Regions from separate parts of the Homo sapiens genome. Here region 1 is linked to region 2. A link is an interaction called in ENCODE POLR2A ChIA-PET data of the cell type or tissue named here. Cell type or tissue: K562. All regions are shown on one strand. Links, peaks and the distances in the headings refer to the core of each region. The heading gives the core; the rest is flanking DNA.

What was found. Peaks named below come from ENCODE experiments on the same cell type or tissue, not always from the same donor. Only the 100,000 strongest peaks of a DNase experiment are listed, where the experiment ranks them.
Region 1: POLR2A ChIA-PET joins it to region 2 with 5 read pairs; 10 of 35 experiments call an interaction of 5 or more read pairs at or near these places.

Annotation. Positions count from the first base shown.
Region 1 is chr1:26,053,002-26,068,335 of GRCh38, forward strand. It overlaps TRIM63 (tripartite motif containing 63), which reads right to left and starts at 14,629. Exons shown (of 9, transcript NM_032588.4): 1 at 14,335-14,629; 2 at 13,267-13,439; 3 at 8,165-8,333; 4 at 7,265-7,360; 5 at 5,389-5,622; 6 at 4,627-4,649; 7 at 4,202-4,326; 8 at 892-963. The coding sequence starts at 14,493. RefSeq lists a silencer at 957-1,251. In K562, for the core only: no CTCF peak of the experiment used is centred there; DNase peaks (open chromatin) are centred at 7,100 and 7,960.
Region 2 is chr1:26,119,926-26,135,259 of GRCh38, forward strand. PDIK1L (PDLIM1 interacting kinase 1 like) reads left to right here. Exons shown (of 3, transcript NM_152835.5): 3 at 1,912-5,630. The coding sequence ends at 2,652. Among named protein-coding and RNA genes, the nearest start is that of PDIK1L, 16 kb to the left of the region's middle. RefSeq lists silencers at 3,513-3,807, 8,733-9,027. In K562, for the core only: no CTCF peak of the experiment used is centred there; DNase peaks (open chromatin) are centred at 3,416, 3,676, 6,606, 7,544 and 2 weaker places; H3K4me3 peaks cover 1,469 bases.

The DNA of each region.
Region 1 (15,334 bases), core at 3,352-11,351, 67 kb before region 2:
GGCGCAATCATAGCTCACTGCAGCCTCTACCTCTTGGGCTCAAGCAATCCTCCAGCCTCAGCCTTCCGAGTAGCTAGGACTACAGATATGTACCACCATGCCTGGCTAATTTTTAAATTATTTTTGTAAAGACGAGGACTTGCTGTTGACCAGGCTGGTCCCAAACTCCAGGTCTCAAGCAATCCTCCCGCCTCAGCCTCCCAAAGTGCTGGGATTATAGGCACGTACCACCACACCCAGCCAGCAAGTATTTATTTATTTATTTTTTGAGATGGAGTCTCACTCTTGTCACCCAGGCTGGAGTGCAGTGGCACGATCTCGGCTCACTGCAACCTCCACCTCCCAGGTTCAAGCGATTCTCCTGCCTCAGCCTCCTAAGTAGCTGGTACTACAGGCGCCTGCCACCAAATTCAGCTAATTTTTTGTATGTTTAGTAGAGACAGGGTTTCACCATGTTGGCCAGGCTGGCCTTGGCCTCCCCAAGTGCTGGGATTACAGGCTCGAGCCACCGTGCCTGTCCAGCAAGTAGTTTTGTTTGTTTGTTTGTTTGTTTTAATTTAAACACAGTGCTGGCCAAACAAAACACCTCAATGGGCCCAGCCTAGCTCATGAGCCCCTGTCTTTTCCCTCTGCTGTGCCATATTGCTTTCCATTTAAGAAGATCATTTAGATGTGAAATGGGAGCATTTTATTATGAATAGTTTGGGGTTTTTTTCTTTTCTAAGGGTAAAGAGAACAGGACTTTACCCTCAGTAGGGTTAAAGCACGTGCTGGGGACAGTTCTGAGCGTCATTGCCAATGTCTAACACAGTGCTTCACATACAGTAGGCACCTCAGATTGTTGTGGAATGAATGAAGGAACGAAGGAATGGAGGTAGATGAATTTCTTACCTTCTTCCTTCCCTTCTGTGGACTCTTCCTCTTCCTGATCTTCTTCTTCAATGAATTCTTCCTCTTCCTCATCTGTGACAAAAAAACATTTGTGTTAGGATGGGGCCGGTTCCTTGAGGAGCTACTTGAAGAGGAACCAGGCAAGAGAGAGCACGGTCTAAACCCCTTCCTGTGCCCAGTCGGGTCAAACGGCCACACAGCGGCGGCAGTGGTCTGGGAGGGGATGGGCTTGCCAGACCCACGCTGCACAGAGGCCCTGCTCCTGCAATCCCCCGCACTCCGTCCCAGGGAGCTGGGCTCAAGTCACTTCCTTGCTCCAGCAACAGCAGCTTCTATCACCTGCTCGCCTGTGACCAGAGAGGGGACTCTGAGGAAGCGCACTCTGTGCTTCTGCACATCTCTCGGGTAGGCAGATAAACATTGCCTGAGGAGGAAAAACCTCCTCGATCCTCAGGGATCAGAGTCCTTGTCTTGAAGGAAGCTACTTAGCCTATGAGATCTGCTTGTTCAGCAGCCACTGTCCCATTTTCCTCATTCCTTAGCCTGTGGAGGGGAGGGGTGGACATGATGGGGAAGCACTTCTGGAGCCACCTCTGCTCCCTGAAGCTGAGCACCAGAGGGACAGTGACTGAGCTGCAACTCATGTCCCCACTTTTTTATCCTGAGATGTCACCGTCAAGCTTTAACAGGGAACATCTCCCTTCCCCGCTCCTCTCCCAAGCTACCTCCTTAACCTTTTGGGGCCCTGAAGGGGTCACCACAGAATCAGAACATTTGTCAAGAGTATCTTCAGGCCAGGCTTGGTCGCTCACACCTGTAATCCCAGCACTTTGGGAGGCTGAGGCGGTCAGATCACCTGAGGTCAGGAGTTCAAGACCTGCCTGGCCAACATGGTAAAACCCTGTCTCTACTAAAAATACAAAAAATTAGCTGGGTGTGGTGGCATGCACCTGTAATCCCAGCTACTTGGGAGGCTGAGGCAGGAGAATCTCTTGAACCCAGGAGGCAAACGTTGCAGTGAGCTGAGATCACACCATTGCACTCCAACCTGGGCGACAAGAGCAAAACTCCGTCTCAAAAAAAAAAAAAAAAAATAGTATCTCCAAAATGACAACCAAAATTCCAGCCAAGTAACTGATATCAGAGTATAACCCAGGGAGTTCTGTTGTTTAATCATTGTCACAATGACTACATTTAATAGCAGTTGCTGAGTACTTACTATGTGCCAAGTAGTGTGCTCAGTGTTGAATCTGCATCGTCTTATAAAATCCTCACAAGAGTTTTGCAAGCCAAATGGCCCTCAGTAGAATCTGCACAGGCTACTTGCCAGCTGTGTGGCCTTGAACAAGTGGCTTACCCTCTCTGAGCTTTAAGTTCCCTCAACTACAAAATAGAGATGGTAACAGAACCTATCCCATGAAGTTGTGTTAAATGATAAAACTTATGTTAAGGGCTTAGCGCCTAGGACATACAGAATATTCAGTAACTGGTGACTGTTGGTACTCTCCTCATTTTACTTGTGGAGAAACTGAGGCTCAGGGAGATTAGGAAGGCCAGTGCAGGACTTCACAATGTTATGTTCACACCGTATGACCCACTCTTGAATATCTATTTCTTTCTTTTTTTTTTTTTTTTGAGATGGAGTTTCACTCCTGTTGCCCAGGCTGGAGTGCAATGGCGTGATCACAGCTCACTGCAACCTCCTCCTCCCGGATTCAAGCAATTCTGCTGCTTCAGCCTCCCGAGTTAGCTGGGATTACAGGCATGCACCACCATGCCCAGCTAATTTTGTATTTTTAGTAGAGACGGGGTTTCTCCGTGTTGGTCAGGCTGGTCTGGAACTCCTGACCTCAGGTGATCCACCTGCCTTGGACCCCCAAAGTGCTGAGATTACAGACGTGAGTCACTGTGCCTGGCTGACCCACTCTTGAATATCTTAGCTTAGGGAAGCTGACAGTGGAGCAGCTCACTACAGCAGTGGATGTCCCCAAGGCCATTGGTGTCTCTGCTTTGGGATGTATTTTGTCCTTACCTATGAATGGGGTATATCTGGGGCTCTGAAAACAGACTTAGCACCAGCTACTGAAGGTTTGTAGGAGAGCGACACAGGAGGTGCCAAGAAGCTCTTCTCTTTCTCACGCCAGCCATTTACAGTTCTTCCTTGTTCCTTCATCATCCCCTTGTCCCCCAACCTCAGCTGGTCATTGGAGCACCACCTCTCAGACCAACGCAACAGTCAGCAATGTGGGATCTGCCCTCTCTTTCTCTGTTGCCTTTTAGCTGTGTTTCCCTTTTAGCTGTGTGACCTTTAGCAAATTAACATATTTGCTTCCATTCAGTTTCTTCATTTCCTTTGTTATTTTCACCCTTATTATTGTTACGGTTGCATTGTTACAATTATTATAGGCACTCTATGGAAGAGTAATTATAAACAGAAATGAGGACATGATGTTGATCAATTAAGGTGCCTGGGTATCATAGGTGATAGCATTAAGAAACTGAAGCTAAGACTACCTTTAGGCAATAACTAGTACATCTTTAGGGCTCTACAGGACCTTTCTGCATTGATATCTGATTTTTTGCAACAGCACCATGAGTTGGTCATTATTAGAGGGCTCACTTCTAACCTGACTTTTTAAATTAGAAAATAAAACTCAGGCAGAAGGGGGCTTGCCAAAGGTCACACAGATAAACAAATGACAGAACCAGGATTTAAACTCAGGACTGTCTGATTCCAGAGGGCATATTATTTCTACTGCCCCAAGAGGCCTCCCTGCCATGGATCCATATGTAATTTATGAAGCAGGAATTCTGCACCAGGCACTGTGCTAGGCTCTGGGCTCATCTAGAAATCGACTATATGAATTTTTTTTTTTTTTTTTTTGAGATGGAGTTTGGCTGGCTCTTTTGCCCAGGCTGGAGTGCAGTGGCACAATCTCGGCTCACTGCAACCTCTACCTCCTGGATTCAAGTGATTCTCCTGCCTCAGCTTCCCAAGTAGCTGGAATTACAGGCACATGCCATCACGCCTGGCTAATTTTTGTATTTTTAGTAGAGATGAGGTTTCACCACGTTGGTCAGGCTGGTCTCAAACTCCTGACCTCAAGTGATCCGCCCACCTTGGCCTCCCAAAGTGCTGGGATTACAGGCATGAGCCACCACAGCCGGCCAGAAGTTGGCTATATGAGTTTGATTGATATTTGGGGATCTTTATTAGTGTATCTGCCTCCCCATCGGGCTCAGTTGGAGGGATGCTGGTTTCCAGGGGTCAGGCAGGCAAATAGACAAGTGGCATCACCACCTCCTTTACCTGTCCCAAAGTCAATGGCTCTCAGGGCGTCTGCTATGTGCTCTAAATCCAAAGTAAAGAAGTCCATGTTCTCAAAGCCCTGCTCTGTCTTCCCCAGCTGGCAGCCCTTGGAAGCTTCCACAATGCTGCAGGGGAGACAGAAAGAGAGGCAGGATGAGGTCTCTGGGGCTCAGTGCAGGGAAGAGAGGGCACATGCTTTGCCACGCCCAGGCCTTCTACCCAGAGGCTCCCCTGGAGGGATGGAGTATTTCCTCTCCAACCTCAAGCACAAGGAGTGGTCCAAAAAGTCAGGGATGCAAAGGGTCAGGGAAGCCAGCCTAGAGTGAGACCCTCCCAGCAGGCCTAATGCCCAGGATGAGGCTTCCTGGACAGAGGTCCTGGTGGGAACTAGGTGCTTGGATCATAGCCTCTAGGAAGACACTGACCTTTTGATGAGTTGCTTGGCAGTCTGCAGGGGGAGAGAGAACAAAGGATTAGGACCGCAGAAGAGGTAACCGCAGGAAATCAGCAAAACTAGTGAACTAGGTGTTGTAGGTAGATATTTGGTGCCATTCCCTAGCCCAGTTGTGACCTGCTCCCCACCCCAAACTGAGCAGAATCTGGAACTTTTCCCTCTGTCTGTGGTCTGTACAGGTCTTGGTCATCACCCTAGGACCCACTGTCTTGACAGGAAGCTTGGATTCTAGGGGTATCAATCCCAAAACTCCTAAACCCTGAACTCCCCAATCCTAACCACCTTTTCATACCTAATGTCTAGCAAAAAGCCTGGCCCACAGTAGAAGCCTAGAACATTTTTATTGAACTGAACTATGAAGTCTTATAACTGAGCCTTTTCTGTCCTCCCCAACAAGCTCTTTGAGGGCAGGGCTGTGTCTGGTTTATCTCCTTGTCTTCCACCTCAGTGCCTGGCCTACAGTAGGGGCTCAATTAATAGTCTGTAGATGGGACACTGTATTTTGCAGCTTACAAAGTCATTTCATAAACATCCTCTTATCTTATCATCATAAAATCAGTAAGAGGAAGGTGGGGGGTGTTACATGCCCATTTGACAGATGAGGAAACTGAGGCTCACAGAGGTTTAAATGGCTTTTCCAAGGGCCCATGGGTGGTCAGTGGGGAAGCATAACTTGAACCTTAGAGCTGTAGAGTTGAACTGACCCCACCCAGACCCTTCTAGTCCTGCTCACCAAGAGGAAGGTGGCTCCCCCAGGCTCGTCCAGGGACTGGATGGCAGTTTCCACCAGCTTTGTGGACTTGTCCAGCTGCTCCTGGTACTGCTGGATGAGGGCCTCGATGAAGCTAAGCTTTTTCTCCTGCTCCTGCGTGATCCGCTGCAGCAACTCACTTTTCTTCTCATCCAGGATGGCATACAACGTGTCAAACTTCTGGCTCAGCTCTTCCTTTACCTGGTGACTGTTCTCCTGAGGACGGAAGTCTTGTGGTCACGTTCTGTAGGGTCTTTATTCCCTGCCCACTACACTGCCTTCCTAGGACAGTAGCAAGGAATCTAAAGCTAGAAGAGATCTCACTACATACATCCCCACACTACAGAAGAAGAAACAAAGACTTAACAAGAAGAAAACACTCATCTGGCCTCACAGCTATTTAGTACGCCAGTGATATTTGGAGGATGATGCCTTGAAAAACAGCTAGCCCCTTCTTCCAAAATAGAGGCTCTAGGGTCACATGACACAACATGTTCTTCCTTGTTCCTGCACCCTCCCCCTGTCCCCCAACCTCAGCTGGTCATTGGAGCATCACCTCTTAGACCAATGCAACAGTCACCCAATGTGGGATCTGCCCTGTCTTTCTCTGTTGCCCTTTTTTTTTTTTTTTTTTTGAGATGGAGTCTCGCTCTGTTGCCCCCGCTGGAGTGCAGTGGTGCGATCTTGGCTCACTGCAACCTCCACCTCCCAGGTTCAAGCGATTCTCCTGCCTCAGCCTCCCGAGTAGCTGGGATTATAGATACGCTACCACGCCTGGCTATTTTTTTGTATTTTTAGTAGAGATGGGGTTTCACCATGTTGGCCAGGATGGTCTCGATCTCCTGACCTCATGATCCACCCAGCTTGACCTCCCAAAGTGCTGGGATTATAGGCATGAGCCACTGTGCCCAGCTCTCTGTTGCCTTTTAGCTGTGTTTCCCTTTTAGCTGTGTGACCTTCAACAAATTAACGTTTCCTGGGCCTCCCATATGTCCCAGTTCACACTCTTCCCTCCCTTTCAGGACCAAGACTGGATTCGGGAAGCTCTGCATCATTTGGTCCTAGGAGAGGTGGAAAAACAGCTCCTTTCCTAGCACCCTCCTCAACCGAAGCTCCCTTCTCTCTATGTTCTTTTCTATAAAATGGGTGTGACAATAGCATCTCATCAGACCGGGAGCCTCTCGTGGGTGATCACAATGTTCCCCTCCTTCCTACCCTTCGCCCAACTCTTCATCCACTAGCAATTATGATGACCCCTTCCCCTCATCTCATCTCCAGATCCCTACCCCAAGTGAACATGGAAAATCGTGGAAGCTTTTTTCAGGGATAGAAAAGTTCCCTTCTGCCCTCAACAGTCTCACTACTCAACATGTGGTCTGTGGACCCAGCAGCTTGGGCAAATCCTGGGAACTGGCTAGAAATGCAGCTCTTATGCCTCATTCCAAACCAACTGAATCAAAACCTGAATTTCAACATGATCCCAGCGTAATTTTCACGCACTTCAAAGTTTGGGAAGTGTTGGTCTACAGCACACTGAAGAACTGTGCTCTGAAAACAATTTGTGCTGAATAAATACTGAGAATTATTGATGGGACACTCCCTGAGCTCAGGGACCACGTCTGTCTGGTTCACTCCTCCATCCCCCACATCTTGGGTGGGGCCGGACACACAGCTGTGCTTAAGAAGCATTTGTTGAGAGACTGGATGAATGGATTAGTCCCTCCCCTGCCATCCCTGCTTGACCGCCCCAGGCTCCGGGCCCCAACCTTTAGCCACAACCTATGGGTGAGCCTTCCCCAGAGACCAGGCTGCCCTGGAAAGCTCCAAATCCCCAGGCAGGACTATTCTGTCCGCTCACCTTGGTCACTCGACGGGAATCCTCCAGCTGAGTGATGATGGTCTGCACACGGTCATTCCCCGCCACCAGCATGGAGATACAGTTATTCAGTTCAGTCTAGATGGGGGTGTGGGGGTCAGGAGAGGAGAGACACAAATAGCCTCAGGGCCTACCCACTGGGGCATGGCAGCAACATGGCTTCCTCCCTCCCCTCTCTGCTAGAAAGAGCCTCCAGTAGGGATCTGGCCCCTCTTTCGGGTATAGCTCAGCTCCAGAGTAGAGGATATTAGAAAGATACTGCATCCCTTATTTTACAGGTGAGGCCAACAGCAGGCAAGTGAGCTGCCCAAAACACACAGCAAGGAACTGACAGAGGAGGGGCTTGTTTCTAAGAAAGAAGGGACAAAAAAAGAAATAGAGTTGGAGACGTCTAGAAGAGAGAGACCTAGAGAAGAGTGGGGAGTAGGGAAGAGAGAGTATGGAAAGGGGGTGGCTACGGCTTACTGCACGGACAGGGTGGTGGGCCCTCACAGGCCCAGGGACCCAGGGAGAAGGCTCTAAGCTGCCTCCTGCTGTGGGGGAATGTGAAGTCTTGGAGAAGAGGTGAGAGGCACAGGAAGAGGTGTCTGGGGGATGGAGAAGCCGTGGCCTGAGAGGACCCCAGTGGCCTGGCTGGGGCGTCTGACCGCTCCCCTGTGGCCACACCCAGGTGCTCTCGAGTGGCTCTAAGTATAACCATGAGCTCAGCTGCCTCCCCTAGGAAGGCCAGGGCTGCTGTCCCTGTGGCCTGGGAAGTCCCTCCAGAGAGACTATTCCTGAAAGGCCAGATCAGCAGATCTACAGGGATCAAATCTGCCTCCTGAATCATCAGGCCGTGCCCAGCAGGCCCAGGCTGGGGGTAAAAGTGGCTGGAGACAGTACCTTTTGTCCCTGGAAGACACTCTGCAATGGGGCCACCTCGCAGGCCTTGTGGATCCCAAACACCTTGCACATGGAGCAGGTGGGCACCTCACACGTGAGACAGTAGATGTTGATTTTCTCATCTTCGTGCTCCTTGCACATGGGGTGACTGCCCTTCTGCAGCGGCCGACTGCAGTGGAGAACAGTCACAAGTCATGGGGGTCCTGTGTCCCTGCATCCCCCTCCCCAGCTCCAATGCACCAGTCGCAGCTACTGGGGAGGCTGAGGCAGGAGGATTGCTCAGCCCAGGAATTCGAGGCTGCAGTGTGTCTGTGAATCTCCAGATTTATGCCCTGGGCCCTCAGTGTTTGGCTGCCCTAAAATCTTTCATCTTCTGGGGACCAAGGACTTGGGAAGCCAATGACACCAAATCTGTCCCCACATCCTAAGAGGGAGTTAGCCTGAGGCTCTGCCAGTGCCAAGGACACAGAAAGGGCCATAGAATTCCAGAGTCAGACCTGGAGATGTTTTAGAGAAGAGGAAACTGGGCTCCAGAAAAGTGAATTGACTCGTCCAAGGTCATACAGCAAGTAAGGGCAGAGGAGCCTAGAGTTCAGTTGCTCTAATTATAGTCACCTTAGCTTTGGTTACTGCAGGCTGGGCTCTGAGCTGAGAAATTTATACTGATGGCCTCATTTAATTCTATATTTAATCTACCAGACTGTAACCTCCATCAAGGTAGGGAAACTTGCCTGTTTTCTTCACCCCTGTGCCTACACTGTACAGTGCCTGGCATAGAGGAGGTGGTAATTAAACAAAGGTAGAAAGAATAAATCAATAAGGCTGGGCGCAGTGGCTCACGCCTGTAATCCCAGCACTTTGGGAGGCCGAGGTGGGAGAGTCACCTGAGGTCAGGAGTTCAAGACCAGCTTGACCAATATGATGAAACCCCGTCTCTACTAAAAACTCAAAAAAATTAACCAGGCATGGTGGCATGCACCTGTAATCCCAGCTACTCGGGAGGCTGAGGCAGGAGAATCACTTGAAACCAGGAGGCAGAGGTTGCGGTGAGCCGAGATCGCACCATTGCACTCCAGCCTGGGCAACAAGAGCAAAACTCCGTCTCAAAAAAAAAAAAAAAGAAAGAAAGAAAGAAAGAATAAATTAATAACTAGCATAGGAATCAATAATATTCACCATCTTGAATTTATTAACATTCTCCATAAGAAAACAATTTTTTTAAAAAAGAATATTCACCACAGAGTCAGTCATACCCTCTCTCTTTCTCTTAGCTTCACCACTTTCTAGCTGTATGGCCTTGGATAAACCTCTGACCCTCTCTGAGCCATGAGGTTGCCCCTGAGGCTCAGAGAAGGAGCAGTGTGTATGCCCCATGTCATGGTGACTGGTGAGTGGGTAGCCCAGGGCTGTCCAACAGCCCAGCACAAGCCTGACTTCTAGTCCAGAGATTCTTTCAAAGGCCCAAGTCTCTTCCTCTACTTTCTCCCCTAACACATATGCTTAGAACTACCTTTCTTCCTTGAGACCTCCAACCTGTTATTTGTGCTTCTCTTGGGACATCAGTCATTTCCTAACCTAGATTCATTGGGGCCTGGGGGGGATTTTTTTGTTGTTGTGTTGTTCTGTTTTGATTTTTTGCCCAGGCTGGAGTGCAGTGGTGTGATCTTAGCTCACTGCAAACTCCACCTCCTGAGTTTCTGATGCCTCAGCCTCCTGAGTAGCTGAGATTACAGACGTGCACCACCATGCCCAGCTAATTTTTGTATTTTTTAGTAGAGATGGGGTTTCACCATGTTGGGCAGGCTGGTCTCAAACTCCTGGCCTCATGTGATCCACCCACCTCAGCCTCCCAAAGTGCTGGGATTACAGGCGTGATCCACAGCACCCAGCCTTTGTTTGTTTGTTTGTTTGTTTGTTTGTTTTGAGACAGGGTCTCACCATATTGTCCAGGCTGGAGTGCAGCAGCGATTCACAGATACACTGCAGCCTCGAACTCCTGGGCTGAGCAATCCTCCTACCTCAGTCTCCCCAGTAGCTGCAACTGGTGCATACCACCATGCCTGGTGTAGATTCGATTTTTTGAGTCTTCTGTCTCCGGCTAGACTATACACTCATTGAAAGCCAACACTACCTTCGATTCCCAGCCCCAAACAGAACAGGCATCTTGCAAATGTCAAATGGTGACTGTTCCCATCAGTGTCAATGCCTCACCTCCAAACAGCCTTACATGACTGATCACACCCTGGGCTCTATTGTCCTCTGAAGTTCTTAAATATGCCCCTTTCCAGGCTTGTCTTTTTGCATAGTTTACCCCAGGGTCCCTATGCTGGCAGGGGTCTGCCATTGCCACCTGCCTCCATCCCCTGATAAAGGGATGGCAGGGAGTGCAGAGGTGAGGCAAGAGCCTGAGGGTCTGGTTCATGCGCCCGCAGCCCTCCCAGATGCCCACCCTCCCAAGCTCAGACTTTGGCATCGGGGTTCATATCCAGATTGTTCTCTTACATTCATTTTTGTGATTTTGGACTAGTGATTTCACCTCTCTTGCCTGTGGGATTCCTCCCAGAACTACTGCAATCTGTCTGTAGAAATTGTCTATAATGAATGTAGAGTGCCCGGCACAGAGCAGACCCTCAATAGAGGGCAGCTGTCATTGTCATTCAACTATGCGGAAAGGCCTCAAAGGTTCACATATAACATGCTCTTCATAGGTCGGCACTGGGTAGGCTAACATTGGTGTGGAATTGATTTTATTATTCCTTATGATCAACAATATGTTTGCATTTTGTAGTGTTGTGCTCTAGCAACATGAGAGGCAATCTAGCTCAGCAATTAAGAATATTCACCGGCCGGCCAGGCGCGGTGGCCCACGCCTGTAATGCCAGAACTTTGGGAGGCCAAGGCGGGCGCATTACCTGAGGTCAGAAGTTCAAGACCAGCCCGGCCAACGTGGTGAAACCCTGTCTCTACAAAAAATACAAAAATTAGCTGGGTGTGGTGGTGCACGTCTGTAATCCCAGCACTTTGGGAGGCTGAGGCGGGCAGATCACCTGAGGTCAGGAGTTTGAGACCAGCCTGGCCAACATGGTGAAACCCTGTCTCTACTAAAAATATAATAATTAGCTGGGCACGTTGGCACGCATCTGTAGTCCCTGCTACTCGGGAAGCTGAGGCTGGGGAATCACTTGAACCGAGGAGGTGGAGGTTGCAGTGAGCCAAGATCGTACCACTGCCCTCTAGCCTGGGCAACAGACCAAGACTCTGCCTCAAAAAAAAAAATTAAAAAAATAAAAAATATTCTCACACCCTCTCTCTCTTAGCTCTACCACTTGCTAGCTGTGTGGGCTTGGACAAATCTCTGATCCTCTCTGAGCTTCCATTTCCTCATGGTAAAATGGAGACAGGAATGCCTTCCCGGGTTACTATGAGAAGCAGATAGGAAAAATGCCTGAAAGTACTTAGAACAGCGCCTGCACACAATAGGTACCCAATAAATGGTTGATACATTAACCATTTTCCATTAATATCTTATTTGACAGCCACAATAACAGATCTTACTGTTTCTGTTTGCAGACAGAGGAAATGAAGCTCTAAAGGCTTACCCAGCATGGTACAGTACATTAGTCACAGAGGCTGACTAGCAAGCACAGTTCCCCGGGTCAGGGTTTTTTCACCTGAGATCTGGTCTGTCACCTTCCCCTGGGCTGGGCACTGCCTGCAGGCAGATGCCTTGGTGAAGGCTTTGGACCTTAAAGGCTGTGAGGTCAGCACTCCTGGAGTCTTACCAGGATGTCCTGATTTGTAAAGATCTTTCCTGGAGCTGTGTCTCTCCCAAATTTTTGTGTTGTGTTGTGTTGTGTGTGTGTGTGTGTGTGTGTTTAGATGGAGTCTCACTCTGTCACCCAGGCTGGAGTGCAGTGGCACGATCTCTGCTCACTACAACCTCCGCCTCCCTTGTTCAAGCAATTCTCCTGCCTCAGCCTCCTAAGTAGCTGGGATGACAGGCACGCGCCACCACGCCTGGCTAATTTTTGTATTTTTAGTAGAGACGGGGTTTCACCATGTTGGCCAGTCTGGTCTCCAACTCCTGACCTCGAATGATCCACACACCTTGGCCTCCCAAAGTGCTGGGATTACAGGTGTGGGCCACCGCACCCGGCCTCTCAGTGTTTTTGTCTGTTTGAGGCATGGTCTCACTGTCACCCAGGCTGGAGTGCAGTAGCACAATCATGGCTCTGCAGCCTTGACCTCCCTGGCTCAACAATTCTCCTGAAGAGCTGGGACTACAGGCATGCCCCACCACGCCCAGCTAGTTTTTAAACTTTGTAGAAACAGGGTCTCACTATGTTGCCCTGACTTGTCTTGAACTCCTGGCCTCAAACAATCATCCCACCTTGGCCTCCCAGAGTGTTGGGATTATGGGCATGAGCCACCATGCCTGGCCCTCTCTCCCCAGTTTGAGGCCAACCCTTCACAACCTCCACCACTCACACATTCTGCCTATGAATGAGCTGCTATTTTATTAGCAGGAAGACTCAGAGCTAGATTGACTGGGTCAACTCCCAGCTCTTTCACTTCCCAGCTGGGAAACCTTAGCTAATTGATTTCACTTCTTGAGCCTCAGTTTCCTCATCTGTGAAATGAGGATAATAAAGTCATGCCTGATTCACAGAGTTATTGGGAGGTACTTAGATGAAGCATTCCCAGTGCCTGACGCTGTTCCTCATGGCACACGGGAGAGTAGCTGTTGCTATCCTTATAGACAACCTGGCTGTTTCTCACCGGGCATTTTCTCTGCTGACCAGAGCCACTTAGCTGGCCCCAGGGCCTTTCTCTCCCTCTCACATCTCATCTTTCCCCCAGTCTCTGTCTTGGTATTGCCTGGAAGGGCAGCCTAATGTCTGGGCCCCTTCCCATCCGCTGAGCAATCCTGAGAGCTGGGTTGGGGTGTATGGGTCTCCAGTCCTGTCTCTGAATGGCTTGTGTAGCTAGTCCAGCTAGAGGCCTGGATCCTGAGCAGATGAAGGAGGGGGAAGGAGCGTGGGGGATCTAGGCACAGCATGGCTGGGAAGGAGGGCGGGCCCCCAGCAGGCACGAGAACCGACCTGGAGCACTCCTGTTTGTAGATGTCGATGATGTTCTCCACCAGCAGGTTCCTCTGCAGGCCGTACACTCCGTGACGATCCATGATCACCTCGTGGCGGCAGGTGGGGCAGCGGAAACGGCCTCCAGACATGGACACTGAGCTGCCCCGGCTGGTCCAGTAGGGATTTGCAGCCTGCAGGTGGCAAAGGTCAAGGTGAGGCCTGGGCTCCCTACTTAGCCCTTCTCTTTTCTAATCTCCTCTTATCCTTTCCTCTGCCTATCCGAACCACCCCCGTCAAACCTAACAACCTGGAGCTCTGCAGACTGTGATGAGAACCAGTCCTCACACACAGAGCACCTGAGAAGCAGCTAAGCAATCGTCAGGATGGGGAGGCAGGAGACCTGGGTTCAAGTCATGTTTATTCTCTGAGTGATTTTGGGCAAGCAACCTTATCTGTGTAGGCCTCAGTTTGCCCACTTATGAAATAGGTATTACAATGAGAGCAAGCTCCTAAGGCTGCTACTTTAAAGATAATATCGTGAAAGAACATTTTGTAAAGTGTCCATGGGGAACCTCGCATCCTGCCTCCCAGCCAGGACATCTACCCCCTTCCTTTCTCGGGGAGTTGGAGCCCCTTCTGCCCCCATATCATAGGGAACAGCCTCAAAAGGGAAGATGCCTCTACTGCCCACTGCCTCCCTGACACCCTCCTCCCAAAGCTCTGGGCCTCTTGCCACCAGGACCTGGCTCCAGCCCCAGGGGTCTGGTTTCTCTCTCCTGTCCCTGCCTACCCCGCTTATCACTTGAGGCATTTGACTCTTGATTGGAGAGTCAACAGCAGTGCTCAGGGCAGGGGTGGGGGAGCTGTGGGCAGGGCAGGGAGGGGAAACTTGTGTTATGGAGAAGAACCGCAGCAGCCAGAGCCGCCTCCCAGCCCCCTCTCAGCCCTGTCCAGAGGCCTCTGCAGGGGTTCACTTCCAAGGGGAAAGAGGCTGTCCAGGTTGGAAGTCTAAGGGAGAAGGGTTTCATCACAGGGAAGCCAAGTAGCCACCTGGGGACCCCAAATGAAGCTGCACCCGGCACTTACCTGGAAGATGTCATTGGCACACTTCCGGCACAGGTTGTGCTGGCACGGCAAGATGACCACTGGCTTGGTAAACATCTCCAGGCAGATAGGGCAGATCAGCTGCTTCTCCAAGTTCTCCATGGGATTCCCATCCTGGATCAGGCTCGACTTATAATCCATTCTGTGGGAAGGAATGAGAGCCACGCCTAGCTGCCTCCTCTACTAACTTTGCTCTAAGTAGACCTGGGGGTCTTGCCTTTGTCACAAAACACCGGGTCGGATCCTGTTGGCTTCCTTCTCCTGGTGCCCGAATTCTGTCTTGGTCTGAGGCCCCTCTGATATTTATAGCTAGATCTTGGTCACATGAGCCCCAGGAGGGGACCAGCTGAGCATTCCGATGCCAAGCGGCTGGTGGGGCTTGAGTTTCCTCCAGGCCTGAAAGACTGGCCCTCTCAAATCACATGCAGGGATGAGCAATCACTATTCTGCTGGGACGGGGGTCATAAACAAGAACAGCCTGTTCAGAGGCAGGCTTAGGGCAAGACTGGGTACCCAGAGCTTCCTCCAGAAATTGGTCTCCCCCCGGCACCAGGCTAGTGGGTCAGGGATGGGACCCAGCAAGTGAGCCACGGGGATTCAAGGGGTTAATAGCCAATGCTATGATGAAAATGTTCGATGAATGAATTTTATTCATTCATCAGACATTTTTCTGAGTACTAGTATATACATCAGGCAACTAGTATACATCACAACGTGACAGATGGATGAGTGATCTGTTTCCCTGCCCCGAGAAACTCACAGCCCAGGAAGGGAGATAGAAAGGATTGTGCAGTGGCACGATCTCTGCTCACTGCAACCTCCACCTCCCAGGTTGAAGGGAGTCTCCTCCTTCAGCCTCCCAACCTCAACCCCCTCCCAGCCCCACGCAACCCCTCACTGACCTAAATCAATTCCATCCCCTCCTCTGGAGTCCTGGGCAGCTCCTAGATGGAAGGGTCGGGCAGCCCCTCTCTCTGAGCCC
Region 2 (15,334 bases), core at 3,218-11,217:
GCAGGAGTCAGAGCACACAAGGTCTCATAACCCATGTTAAAGAGTTTAGACTATATCCTAAGAGAACAGGGAAGCCATTGAAGGGCCTCAGTCAAGAGAAATCAATGGCTAACATCCTCTACATGTTAAAATAAGCAGATTGGGTGCTGCATTTCCATAGCTCTCAGCCAGCGGCCCCGTGGCCTGTTTTCGTATGGTTTCGATGCTAAAAATAGTTCTTAGATTTTTTTTTAAGACTTCTGGGGGTAAAAAAGAAAGGAAGAAGTATATGGTACAGAGACCTTATGTGGCTGTCAAGCCCGAAATATTTACTATCTGGCCTTACTCTAAAACATTCTTTGAACGCTGGGACTCTGCATTGCTCAAAGCTATTTAGGAAGTTTGCTTTTGAGAGTAAAGACAGAAGAAGAAAAGCATGTTTAGTATCAGTGCACCTGGTAAATAATTATGTGATCTGTACCTTTCTTTCATTTTTCTGTCTCACTGGCAAACATGTGCAACAAGGAAAACTCATGCAAAAGAGATATCTGCAGATCATCGCAATTACTATTGTCTGCCATGTGGAGAGATGGCGTGAAGAGATGTTCTTTGCTTGTGCTTTCCCAGATGGTAGAGAAAGTACCAGTAGATTTAAATGTGAAATTAGCAATTCATTCACTCTTCAGCAACTCTTCGGCCTTTTCTGTTCAACTCATGGGTCTGAAAAGGGCACCATACAACAAATGCTTTTAAAAGACAATATACGGGGCCGGGTGCCATGGCTCATGCCTATAGTCCCAGCACTTTGGGAGGCCGAGGTGGGCGGATCACGAGGTAAAGAGATTGAGACCATCCTGGCCAACATGGTGAAACCCCGTCTCTACTAAAAATACAAAAGTTAGCTGGGCGTGGTGGCACGCGCCTGTAGTCTCGGCTACTTGGGAGGCCGAGGCAGGAGAATCTCTTGAACCTGGGAGGCGGAGGTTGCAGTGAGCCGAGATTGCGCCATTGCACTCCAGCCTGGTGACAGAGCAAGACTCCGTCTCAAAAAAAAAAAAAAAAAAAGACTATGTACTGTATTTTAGAGTGATAGTTCATGTCCAGTGAAGTAATTCTATTGAATTTCAAGTAAAGGAGCGTTATAACTAGATAATAATAACAAATAAAACTGTGATTTAGTCTAGGTTTTCAGCTTGTATGAAAGAAGAAATATACAAATTCAGAGTTGATTTTTTAATATCAAAATGCATATTTGAAAACAAAATAAATATTTAAAAATTTAAAAAATGCCTATTTGATTTTTATAAATTGGTTTTTAAAAGTCATCCAGTGAAAGAGCCAACGTATTTGCATTCTGCCTATAGAAGTTTATGAAGTAACGACGTCAGTCTTTATTTTATTAGTGACTACAGGAACAGCTATTTCTGCAACAGCTGGTTGTTCCTTGATCATTTTTCTCTCGATTTCACAGGTTATGTTGATAGTGTCTGTGCAATCAGTAAGAAGTATATTTCAGGCGATTTCATTGAATAGCGTTTCCTAATTGAGGTTTATACCCCAGCTGGCAATTTCCTAGGTCTATCTGCTGAAACTTTGGTCTTTTCATGAAGCTATGAGCTAGCTGGGTAGAGTTCAGCTCCACTGACACATGGAGAAAATGTGTGGCCACTTGGACGCTTTTCAAAATAAAGCTATTTTAAAATTTTTACCCCTTGGTTTAGAGCTTTGGTGTATATTTATCAGGGACAAAATGACAAGTTGAAGCATTTTTTAAAGTTTAAAATGCATATTTGAAAGCACTGATTAAATAAAATATTTATAGAGTTTCCACTTAAAGGTGGAGACTGACTTAACCTTTCAATTATTATTTTCCTATAACTGAATTGTATAACCTATGCAAATGATTGTAATCTTTTTTCTTCCTTCTTGTAGCTTGTAGAAACTTCATTAAAAGGAGAAATTGCCTTTGATCCCAGAAGCGCCTATTATTTGTGGTTTGTGATGGATTTTTGTGACGGAGGAGATATGAATGAGTATCTGTTGTCCAGGAAACCCAATCGTAAAACTAACACCAGCTTCATGCTTCAGCTGAGCAGTGCCCTGGCTTTCTTGCATAAAAACCAGATCATCCACCGAGATCTTAAGCCTGATAACATCCTGATTTCTCAAACCAGGTTGGATACCAGTGACTTGGAACCTACCCTCAAAGTGGCTGATTTTGGTCTAAGTAAAGTTTGTTCAGCCTCTGGGCAGAACCCAGAAGAACCTGTCAGTGTAAACAAGTGTTTCCTTTCCACAGCATGTGGAACAGATTTTTACATGGCTCCTGAAGTTTGGGAAGGACATTACACAGCAAAAGCTGACATCTTTGCTCTGGGGATTATCATCTGGGCAATGCTGGAAAGGATCACATTCATAGACACAGAGACAAAGAAGGAACTCTTGGGGAGTTATGTAAAACAAGGAACTGAGATTGTGCCTGTTGGGGAGGCACTTCTGGAAAATCCCAAAATGGAACTTCTCATTCCTGTGAAGAAAAAATCTATGAATGGGCGAATGAAACAACTGATTAAGGAAATGCTGGCTGCAAACCCTCAGGATCGTCCAGATGCTTTTGAACTAGAACTCAGATTAGTACAAATTGCATTTAAAGATAGCAGCTGGGAAACGTGACACATATTATTTGCAAATACCATGGATGATATGCTGCTTCTGTTTAACAGTGATGCAACATTATGTGGCTGAAAAAGAATATAAAAAGCTAGACTCTACCCTCTAAGGGTTTAGATTTTTTGTGGGATTTTTTTTTTCCTCATTTTTCTTAAATCCAAGTTGGCCGTTTTATTAGTATGTTTCAAATGTGTATTACCAATGTGGGTGTAAATTTTTAAAAAATGATTATTGATAGAAGTTTGGCAGGAAAATTCTTTAAGAGCTAACAAGAGAAGAGAGTCCAGTTTTCTGGAAATATGTCTTTAAGTATTTTAGACATTCCTCGTCAGTATTAGGAATTTCCATGGGAAAAGAGGTTTGCATGCTGGTAATGCAACCTTTGAAACTTTGTAAAGGAAACATATATGTATATATTTATGTATATGTAAGTATGTGAATGTGCGCATTTTGCATTCCATATGAAAAAAATGCCACGTCTGTTTAAATTATTTGATGTAGGTTTGGGTTTTTGAGATTTGCTGGTGAAGTCAGTGACGAAAAATAAACCTTCCCTTATCTTCCTACTCTGCCCCTCCCCCTAATGAAATCATATTAAGTTGTTTTTTTTTTTTTTTGTAATATACAGCTTTTTTTTTAAGGCATCATTTTCGAGGGTCTAAAATTATCTGGTAAAACAAATGAAATTAAGTGATCCAAAGCTGCTGAAGTATGTTTGAACTCTCCAGTGCCCTATAGCTGCAAGAGTTGAATTAGTCATGCAGTCATATGGCAGCAGGTTGGTGATTCAGTCCGACCTTCTTTAGGTAACCGAGCATTTATTTAACCAACTATACCACTGCATTGGGACGTCTGCACTTGAGCTTCTACAATCTGATATAAATCTGAATACAGGATTATTCTGTTTGAAAACTTTGCTATGTGTGAACTGTAATACTTGATACATTTTTGGTTTGAAGACTTTGTCTAAGCCTCATTATACTGAAGTTGAAGAAACCAAATGAGCTCCACCCTCACTTTGCCTGCCCTGATATGATCACTTGTTGAGTCACTGGAGTTCCTTTCATTTTGGCACTGATGCTGTTTTCTCTTGTCTGATTTGAAACAGTACTGGTAATAATATGGTTGTTGAAAATGTGATCACCTTTATCTAAAGTGGGAGAAGATACATACACAGTATGGCAAATGGATAAAATATTGTGGCATCAACTACTTTTAAAGTAGAAAAGCTATCCATTTTATACAATCACTGATACAGTCTATGTCAAAAAACCAACAGACCATTATTCCTCTTGAAGTTAGTTTGATTTTATCTTTGTATGGTTGTCTACAATTTGTTTTCCTGTAAATGCAGATAGTTAAAATCTAAAGGATAGAATGCTTTCCTAAAACAGAACATTAGCCTTTAAGGTTAAATAGACTTTACATTGTATCTAAGTTAATCTTTATAAAGCACTAGAATTTTTGGTCAAAAGTCAAAATAGTATTAGAATATTGAAATTATTGATAGCTTTCATAATCTCAGCTTTTTTGAACTTCCACAATTTTTGGAATATGTCATAATTTTTTTCCCTGTTTCAAATGTGTTCAGAGGAAATAGAATGTAAAACATCACAAAAAAAATTGCAGTACATAAAATTTCTGGACTATGTTAGTTACTTGATCTGGAAGTTTAAAATTTGGACTAAAAGGTTTTATTGAAATAAAGCCTCTTAAAATGAAAAATCATATACTTTTAACATCACTTTTAAGCTAATAAATATAAGAATTCTTTTGGAAATTAGAGGTGGAAACACACTGGAACCTCATGATAATTGACCCTCTGGATCACCAGATTAGTTTAATTTAACAGATATGTCCAAGGAAGTTGAGCTATAGGGAGTAAGAAAAAGCATCATGATAACGTCTAGTCAATAACATGGCACTTCAGCAGAGATTCATAGATGATGGTATGCCCATGCATCATTTGCTCTTCAAATATCTATGTGCTTGGAGCCACAGTTTCCTAAGCGCATAGTTTTTGGTCCTGCCTCATGTAAAATAGTTAATGATTATCATTTACTTGGAAAGATTTTACCTGTGAAGTGAAATTCTTTCATTGGGGGTAAGGGTATGAGGTGATCAGGAAGTTTCTTCTGGAATTTTATCAAGTCCTTGTATTCTAAAATAGCCAAGCAAAATGATAGTAAATTCTTTGTCTTTGTTCTTTCAGTCAGAGGTATTTATTAAGTACCTACTGTGTGCTCAGCACTAAAGGTTTGTTGATAAAATGACAATTAAAAAATGGCATTTAGCCAAAGGCCTTTTCAGCCAGGAGTAAGAAAAGATGGTTAGTGATATTTGGAAATACCTGGATATTTGCTAGAGGAAAAATGAAAGCAAAACTTCGTACACAGTGCCTTGCCCATAATAGGTACTCAATAAGCAATTGTTCCTCATAGAGTCTTTTGCCATGATTTATGGTGTTTTTTGAAATTTGTCTTAATTGAAAAAAGACCAAATATTTCAAATGAGCTTATAGGCAGCTGTGGCCAGTGAAAATATGGGGTTGTACAGTTAGTTCCTAGAATGTTATTTTGCACTAGTTGTCACTTAGAAAGATGGGGTTCCTGTAGATTTTTTGGTGCTAAGGGATACTTTGTCATTATGATGAAGTAAGTGTTAAGTGTCAGATAAATAGCACACAGAATAGTTCTTTCTGCTGGTCTGTTTTTTCTCTTCGTTGTTGTTGTTTTTAATTGTAAATTGTTATCAATCAAACTATTGTAGCAGCTACAAAGTAATTCACCAGCATGACAAAATGGTCAAAAAATAAGTCATCAGCACTTAAGAAATGAAAGCAACTTTTGAAATTTTCTGTTAAAATTGTCAAATATATTTTATGAAGAATTTATAAAAGGGGAAAATGATTGTAATTTATTGTTCATGACTTTTTTTTTTAAATAAAGTGAGTTTCAACAAAAAAAAAACTGAAAATTCTACATTGCTGCTTTAGTGGCTCTGTGAGTAGTTCTGTAGTACTTTACTTCATGAGCATAAAATAGAAGGTATAAAATCTGAAACAATGTATTTTTCAGACTTACCTTTTAAATGATTCTGAAATAGAAGTGATTGCCAAGGAAAAGATGATTGAATTATAGGAGTTTCAGCATTTCAAGTTCTCTGAAATTTTAGTGCTGTCTTGCTGTATTTGCTTTGCACACAAGAAGAACTCGTATTGCCAGAGATGAAATTTTTTATTCATTTATCCTTCTGTTTCATTAAGCTGAGGATGCAGCTCAGACTCAGCATAATATATATTAAATAAATGAGAGGATGCAGTTTTTCAATCTATAACTTGAGACGATGGTTTAATTTTCTATTAAAAATTTGGGCCCACTTTTTTATGTTTATCATTTCTGCCTGAAGATACAGTCTATTTAGTGGTCCAATGGAACAGCAGAGGAGAATATGGAAGACAGAAAACAACTCTACATGTGACCTAGTGAAAGTAGGCATCAAGAATTGTGGCTTCAAAAATCAAACCAAAAAAATAGGGGAAAAAAAAAGAATTGTAGCTTCCTACTCTTCTGCTTTCCCTTGGTATAACCTTTATAGACAGGCAAATTTTGCTTTCTAGAGATTGTTTTTAATTGAAGCTTTAAATATTTGTATTTACTAGCATTTTGTAATCCTTTGCAGTTTACAAAGCACCTTCACATGGTTTTTACGTATCTTTTTCACTGAGTTTTACTTAAAATAGGGGCTGATTTCCTGATGAAATTAACAGTAATTACACCAGTTACTGAGATGATGACAAAAGGTTTTACCTTAAGACAGGGTTTTGGTGCCTAATCTCTGACTCCAGTTGGAGTTTTCTCTGACAACGAAGCTTTATCTTTCTCACTGATGTAATGACACTTGGTTGTTTTGGTCTTTTCTTTAAATTCAAATGTTGCTCTCTTTGCCAACCAATCATAGACATCCTGTAAAGTGCAGTGTAATGACAGACGGTTGGTTTGTGGTTAGATAATAACTCCCACTTGAGAAAACCTACAAGGCTGCCACACCTCTTGAAGGCCAAGTGCGTCTTTTAAAGGCAGTACTTTCACCTTTGCAATCATTTTTCATTGCACAGAAGGAAATTGAGAAAAAAAAAAAGCTTGGGCTTTGACTTTACTCTTTTATTTCCTGTTCAGCCCAGTATTTCAAGCTCAGCTTGTTCTGAGCAGAAGTTGGGCAACTTGATATTACCAAAGGCATCCTGGTCTAGCAGAAAAAGCCCAGGCTTTGGAGTAGCAGATGTTGTGTGGTAGCTCATGCCTGTAATCCCAGCACTCTGGGAGGCCGAGGTAGGTGGATCACCTGAGGTCAGGAGTTCGCGACCAGCCTGGGCAACATGGTGAAACCCCATCACTATTTTTAAAAATACAAAAATTAGCTGGGTGTGGTGGCGGGTGCCTGTAATCCCAGCTACTTGGGCGGCTGAGGCAGGAGAATCGCTTGAACCCAGGAGGCAGAGGCTTCAGTGAGCCGAGACCGCACCATTGCACTTCAGCCTGGGCAATGAGCGAAACTCCATCTTAAAAAAAGAAAAAATTCATCAAGCTGCACTTAAAATGTTTACATTTTTCTCTAGGTATGTTATACTTCAAGAAAAATTTTATTTTTAAAAAATGTGCATTGGGGCTACTGGTGACAGCTATTATCAGGCAGAAGGAAAGGACACAGACTTTGAAAATAGACTCTTTACCTTTCTGTTACTAGCTGTGTGACTTTCATGAGTTCCCTAGCCCCTCAAATTCAGTTTCCCACATGTTTAAGCAGAGACAGTACCTGACTCAGAGCGCTGTGAAGATAAAAGGAGCCAATGCATGTAGAAATGCGTGGCATGCTCAGGAAATGTCAGTGCTTCCCGTTCACCCGGGAGGACTCCTAGGAAATGACTCTGAGCTGCCTTTACTGCTAATTTGTACTGCTGATAGGGAGCACGTTGATTGGTTTGTTTAATTTAGCTTACATTTTTACCACAATTATTAGAGAAATACATTCGGTTATGGTGATGTCCTGCGTGTCTCTTTGCCCTGCAGCCCTATTTAAGAACAAGGATAGTTCAATAAAAATCCCCTCAGCCCAGTTTTCTTTCCTCCTTCTACTTGCTGATCACATGATTGATAGTAATTCAGGATGTTTACTGTCTCTTTCACATAGACTACCATGCGTGGAAATTAGGAAAGTAGTAATAAGTACCAAATACTAGAATGACATGCCATTTCTCCTGGCTTTAGGTAGAAGGCAGGGAGCGTTTACTGACGTGATTTGAGAAGCAACAGTAGAAGCACAGCTGTGAGGGCGGCGTGGAGCAGGGCAGCAATGGCTAGAACTTGGAAGTTGGAATTACAGTAGACTCAGTGTTTCTCAACTCTGGCTACTTGTTACAATTTTAACCTGAGGAGGGCAAAAGCAAGCAAAAATCCTGATGACTTCTGCTTCTGGCCATTATGGAGTAACAGGGTTCTATTCCTGCCATAAACAACTCAAATGTCAGACACTGGGAAACTAGCAGTGCACGACAGCAATCCCTGGGAGAAAAGGATCAAATGGGGTGAGCCCTGTGGTTGCCCCAACTTGGAGGGAATCTTTAGGCTGCTGTACAGGGAATAAGTACCTAAACAAGGTTCAACAGTCTCCCTGAGTTGAGGAGACAGAATTTAGGGTTCAGGGAGCACAAGCCAGCTAGGATTCATGGGGCAGAGTATCAGAGAGAGAGAGAGAGACAGATGGTAACAAAGAATTCCAGACCTTGTTGTTTATTTTTTTTCTTTTCTTTTTTGTCCTGTTTTTTATTTGTCGGTGAGAGTTCCAGACCTTTGCAGAAAGTTTTTTTCAAGACATCAGCTGAGGCAGGGCCAGGTAACTCACATCTGTAATCCCAGTACTTTAAGAGGCCAAGCCAGAATGATCACTTGAGCCCAAGAGTTGGAGACCAGCCTAGGCAACATGGTGAAACCCTGTCTCTACAAAAAATAAAATAAAATTATCCAGGTGTGATGGTGTTTGCCTATAGTCCCAGCTACTTGGAGGCTGAGTTGGGAGAATCACCTGAACCCAGGAAAGTCAAGGCTGCAGTGAGCTGGAATCACCACGCTGCACTCCACCCTGGGCGGCAGAGCAAGACCTGCCTTAAAGAAAACATACACACTCACACACACACTCTCTCTCTCTCTCTCTCTCACACACACACACACACTCACACACTCACATTCACACACACAGTATCAGCTAAGTACTAATCAGTCATGCTTATGAAGAAACTATCAGACCTGAATGCAGGAAAGATCCCCTGAAAGGATTAGGCAGAACAATCCTGGAGCTCACACAGGACCAAGAATAATTGATATTTCCACCAGCCAGAACAGAAAGACCTTCTTCCAATATACAGAGCATCACAGAAGAGTATTGTCTCAGTAGTGAGGCCAAGGCTAACAGCTATTCTGGACCTGTCTATCCAAGCTTAAAAGTAAGTCTTGAAAGGTACACAGACAAAATTATAGCAAATTTGATTTAAAGATCTATATTGGCTTTTCTTTGTGATTCTAGAAAAAGGCAACACCTTATTCTATAAAATACAGTGAGTATTCCGATAAGCCAAGCAGAAAAGTATGGTTTTATAGACAGAAAAGGCCTGAGAAAAGCAGAAACAGAGAACAGAAAATTGTCTGGTTGTTTCAAAGTTACTTTCCTTATAGAGTTAAAACAGACACAGGCGTAGTGGGTTGCTGCGCCCTCCCAGGCGGTCCCAACAACTAGTGGACCAGAGCCCCCAGGGGACACAGCCTAAGTCCCTGCCCATCAGATCATCTGGAACTTCTGCCCAGAGAGGATCTGGAACTTCTGCCCAGAGAGGAGAGAGCGACTGGAAATTCTCTCAGTCAAGGTCCAAACCTAAAAGAATCACTGGCACGCCCAGCAGGACTAAGACCAATTTTTAATGAAATGTTTTCTGTGTTTGGGGTGCATAACTATATTTCTTTATAACAAAATTACTTAAATGTTTTGATTTTTTATTCCTCATATGCATGGCCTGTGACAGACCAGGGGACTTGTAAGCTCACAGTCCATGAGGTCAGAAGCTGACATCCTAAATGTCTATTTATAATGAATTTAAACAGACCAAAAACTCTGCTATGAAACTCGGAAAGACAAGCAATTTAGCAAAAATGAACCAGTCTCTAAATAAATAAAAAGATTAAAATTTAAAAATTAAAAACAACAACAACAACAAAAACAGAGGGAACTTCATTTTCATGCCAGCTCAGGTAAACTGGGCCCCTTTTGATTGGTTGCTGCGAATCTCCTGGGGGTATTTTTTTGGTAGCGGGGTGGGGGGTGGACTGGCCTGTTTCAGAGTTCAGTTTAATTATGTGGCACCCAGCATGAGTGACTCCATTCTGATTTGGCTCGGTCTGCTAGTGCTAGTGTACGAGGCTAGTCCAAAATAATGGTCTCCTATACATTTTATTTAACAAAATACATTTTTTTCTAAGTAACATAATGTGCTAGAACAAAGCTCAAAAATACTTGAGTCCAAAAATTCCACTTCTCAACAATATAAAATTCAAAATGTCTGCCAGCCAATTAAAAATATTAGAAATGGGCCAGGTACAGTGGCTCATGCCTGTGATCCTAGCACTTCGGAAGGCCAAGGCAAGAGGATTGCTTAAGTCCAGAAGTTCAAGACCAGCCTGGGCAACATAATGAGACCTCATCTTTACCGGGAAAAAAAAAAAAAGGAATTAGCTGGGGGTTCTGGTGTGGTGGCACATGCCTGTAGTCCCAGCTATTCAGGAGGCTGAGGCGGGAGGAGCACTTGAGCCCAGGAGTTGGAGGCTGCAGTGAGCCGAGATCGCACCACTGCACTCCAGCCTGGAGACAAAGCAAAACCCCAACTCAAAAAAAAAAAAAAAAAATTAGGACTTCTAATTTCTGGTTTGGCACAAAAGGAGCCTAAAAGTCACCACTCCATCCTAACAACAATTAAAAAGCTGAACACATGGAAAAATCAACCACTCTTCTTAGATATGTCAGAGCAGTGAGGTCACAGGGCAAACTGCTGCCCCTGTAATTGGAGAGATGCATTGGTAGATACAGAATATCACAATTTACTAGTGTGGAAAAGGTGCAGGGGTAGGAAAACCTAAACTGTAATTGATGAATTGCTTAGTATGGTCAACTCTGAGAGTTAAAAAGCCCAGGGGGACCCAATCACAGGAGGCTCCCCACACTATTACCTCCAGGAGCTCTGCCAGATCCTCACAGGTGCTCATTCTTCTGCTAACGGGAGGGGGAAAGGAACCATTTTGAAACCTGCCTGAACATTCTGTTCTTAACAAGGACAACCCTCAGGAGCAACTATTTTACCACAGCCTCATCTGTTGTGGTTTTATCAGCTGACCCTAACCTATCTGAGGGTATTCCAGCCCCCTCTAGCCATCCTGACCACCTAAGGGAACTTCACCAAGAGAAGCACTGGTGAAGTTCACAGTCCAAGGGCACAGGCTCACCTATGAAAAGCCCATGACCAAATCATAGGATTATAGAACACCCACCATCCCCAAATGTTACTACATTACTAAAGGCCTATTTATGGCAGTTCCTTTAGCCAGTACATTCCATCCACCTTTCACAAAAAAGTACAAGGGATACTAAAAAGCAAAAAATACAATTTGAAAAGTCTGAACAATCATCAGAATCTGAGTCAGTTATGGCAAGAATCCTGGAACTATCAGGCCAGGGATTTTTTTTTAAATTGTGATTAATATGCTAAGGACTTCAATGGAAAAAGTAGACAATATGCACACACAGATGGATAATGTAAGCAGAGAAATGGAAATTCTAAGGGTCAAAAAGATGCTAGAAATCAAAAACTCTGTAATAGAGATGAAGAATGCTTTTGATGGGCTCATTAGCAGACCGGACATGGCTGAGGAAAGAATTTCTGAGCTTGAACATATGACAAAACAAACTTCCAAAACTGAAAAGCAAAGAGAAAACGTCTAAAAAAATTTTTTTAAAGAACGGAATATCAAATAATTGTCGGCCAACTATAAAAGGTATAACCTACATGTAATGGGACTATGACAGGGAGAAAAAGGAGAGAAAGGAACAGAAGCAATAGTTGAGGTAATAATGACTGAGAATCTCCCCCAATTTTTTTGTTTTTTTGTTTTTTTGTTTTTGAGACAGGGTCTGGTTCTGTCACCCAGACTGGAGTGCAATGGTGCGATCTCGGTTCACTGCAACCTCTGCCTCCTGGGCTCAAGCCATCCTCCTGCCTCAGCCTCCCTAGTAGCTGGGACTACAGGCATCTGCTAATTTTTGTATTTTTTTGTAGAGATGGGGTTTCGCCATGTTGTCCAGGCTAGTCTTGAACTCCTGAGCTCAAGCAATTTGCCTGCCTTGGCCTCCCAAAGTGCTAGGATTACAGGTATGAGCCATCATGCCCAGTCAAATTTCCCCAAATTAATGTCAGACACCAAACCACAGATCCAGGAAACTCAGAGAACACCAAGCAGGATAAATGCCAAAAAACCCACAAAATGACACCTAGACATATTCAAACTATACCTAGACATATTCAAATTTCAGGAAATCAAAAATAAAAAATCTTAAGAGAAGTCAGACAGAAAAAAGCACCTTACCTATAGAGGAGTAAAGATAAGAATTACACTCAACTTCTCAGAAACCATGCAAGCAAGAAGCAAGTGTAGGAAAATGTGTAGTGTTGAGAGAAAAAAACCCACTAACCTAGAATCCTGTACCCTGTGAAGTTGTCCTTCAAAAGTGATGGAGAGGTCAGGCACAGTGGCTCACACCAATAATCCCAGCACTTTGGGAGGCCTAGGTTGAGAATCACTGGGCAGCCTGGGCAATGTAGTGCGACCCAATCTCTACAAAATAAAAAATTTAAAAAATTATAGCTGGGTGTGGTGGTGAGGTAGGAGAACTCGACTCCAGAGGCAGGGCTTGGACATCAGACCAAATTGAGGACTAGTTAACACAGGTCCCTGTATGGAAGCAGCTTTCCATAAGACACGCCCACCAGTGTGCCATGTCAGTTTACCGTTGTCATAGCAACACCTGGAAGTTACCACCCCTTTCCATGGCAATGACCTGACGACTCAGAAGTTACCATGCTTATCCTAGAAATTTCTGCATAAACCACCCCTTAATTTGCATATAATTAAAAGTGGGCTAAAAATATGAGTGAAGAACATATTCTGAGCTGCTATTCTGGGCACTGCCCTGCCCTACAAGGAGCAGTACTTCTGCTGCTGCTGTACACTGCTACTTCAATAAAACTTGCTGTTTACCGCCATTGGCTCCCATTGAATTCTTTCCTAGGTGAAGCCAACAACCCTCCTGGGCTAAACTCCAATTCTGGGGCATGCCTATCCTGCATCAGTGGTGCACACCTGTAGTCCCAGCTACTCAGGAGGTTGAGGTGGGAGCCCTGAGGCTTGAGCCCTGAAAGTCAAGGCCACAGTGAGCCATGATCACGCCACTGCACTCCAGCCTGGGTGACAGAGCAAGACCCTGTTTCAAAAAAAAGGTGATGGAGGGCCAGTTGCAGTGGTATGTGCCTGTAGTCCCAGTTACTCAGGAGGCTGAGGTGGGAGAATCATTTGAATCCAGAAATTTAAGGCTAGCCTGGGCAACAGAGCCAACTTTGTCTCTTAAAAAAAAGAAAGAAAGAAAGAAAGAAAGAAACGTTGGGCGCAGTGGCTCACACCTGTAATCCCAGCACTTTGGAAGGCCGAGGCGGGCGGATCACGAGATTAGGAGATCAAGACAATCCTGGCTAACACTGTGAAACCCCATCTCTACTAAAAGTACAAAAAATTAGCTGAGCAGAAGAATTGCTTGAACCCGGGAGGCAGAGGCTGCAGTGAGCCGAGATTGCACTACTGCACTCCAGCCTGGGTGACAGAGTGAGACTCTGTCTCAAAAATGAATAAATAAGAGTAGGCAGCCAGGTGTGGTGGTTTGCACCTGTAATCCCAGCTACTTGGGAGGCTGAGGCAGGAGGATCGCTTGAGCCCAAGAGTTAGAGGAGTAGTAGATGAATCCACTATTTTTTTTTTTGAGACGCAATGGCATGATCTCGGCTCACCACAACCTCCGCCTCCCGGGTTCAAGCGATTCTCCTGCCTCAGCCTCCTGAGTAGCTGGGATTATAGGTGCGCACCACCACGCCTGGCTAATTTTTTTTTTTTTTTTTTTTTTTTTAGTAGAGATAGGGTTTCACCATGTTGGTCGGGCTGGTCTCGAACTCCTGACCTCATGATCCGCTCGCCTCAGCCTCCCAAAGTGCTGGGATTACAGGCATGAGCCACCATGCCCGACTGAATCCACTATTTTAATTGGAGACTTTAACACCTCTCTGTCAGACATGGACAGATCCAGCAGGCAGAAAATCGGTAAGGACATAGTTGAACTCAACAACACTTCAATCAACTGGATATGATTGACATCTATAGACTTCTTCATCCAATAACAGCAGGTTACACACTCTTATCAGCTTACATGGAACATTCACCAAGATTAACCACATTCTGGGTCATAAAACACACCTCTACAAATTTAAAAGAATAGAAATCACATAATGTGTGCAAATTCAGACCACAATGGAATTAAACTAGAAACATGAACAGAATGGTACCTGGAAAATCCCCCAAATACTTGGAGATTGAAACAACACACTTTTAAATAACACACGCAAAAAAGAAACTTCAAAAGAATTTTAAAAATATTTTGAACTAAATGAAAATGAAATATAATTTATCAAAATTTGAGGGATGCAGTGAAAGCAGTGCTTAGAGGGAGATTTGTGGCATTGTTAGAAAGAATAAAAATCTAAAATCAATAGTCTAATCTTCCACTTTAGTAAACTAGAAAAAGAAGAGCAAATTAAATCCAAAGTAAGCAAAAGAAAAATAATAAAAATTGGAGCAGAAATCAGTAAAATTGAAAACAGAAAATCAACAGACAAAATCAATGAAACCAAAATCTAGTACTCAAAAGATCAATAAAATCAACAAACCTCTAACCTGGCTAACTAAGAAAAAAAGAAAGAAGGCCAGCCATGGTGACTCACGCCTATAACCCCAGCACTTTGGGAGGCTGAAGCGGGTGGATCACTTGAGCCCAGGAGTTTGAGACCAGCCTAGATAACATGGTGAAACCCCATTTCTACCAAAAATACAAAAAAAATTTAGCCAGACGTGGTGGTGTGCACCTGTAGTCCCAGCTACTAGGGAGGCTGAGGTGGGAGAATCACTTGAACCCAGGAAGCAAAGGTTTCAGTGAGCGGAGATCATGCCACTGCACTCCAGCCTAGGTGACAGAGTGAGACCCTGTCTCAAAAAAAAAAAAAAAAAAAAAACCAGAAAGAAAGAAAAAGAAAAGAAAGAAGACACAAATTTCTAATATCAGAAATAAAAGAGGGGACATCACTACAGACCCCATGGACATCAAAAGGAGAATAAAGGAACATTATGAACAACTCTATCCCCACAAGTTTGGTAACCTAGATAAAGGGGCCAATTCCTTGAAAGATATAATCTGCCAAAATTCATACAAGAAGAAACACAGTCTGAATAGGCCTATATTTATTAAAGAAATTGAATCAATAAATAGTAACCTT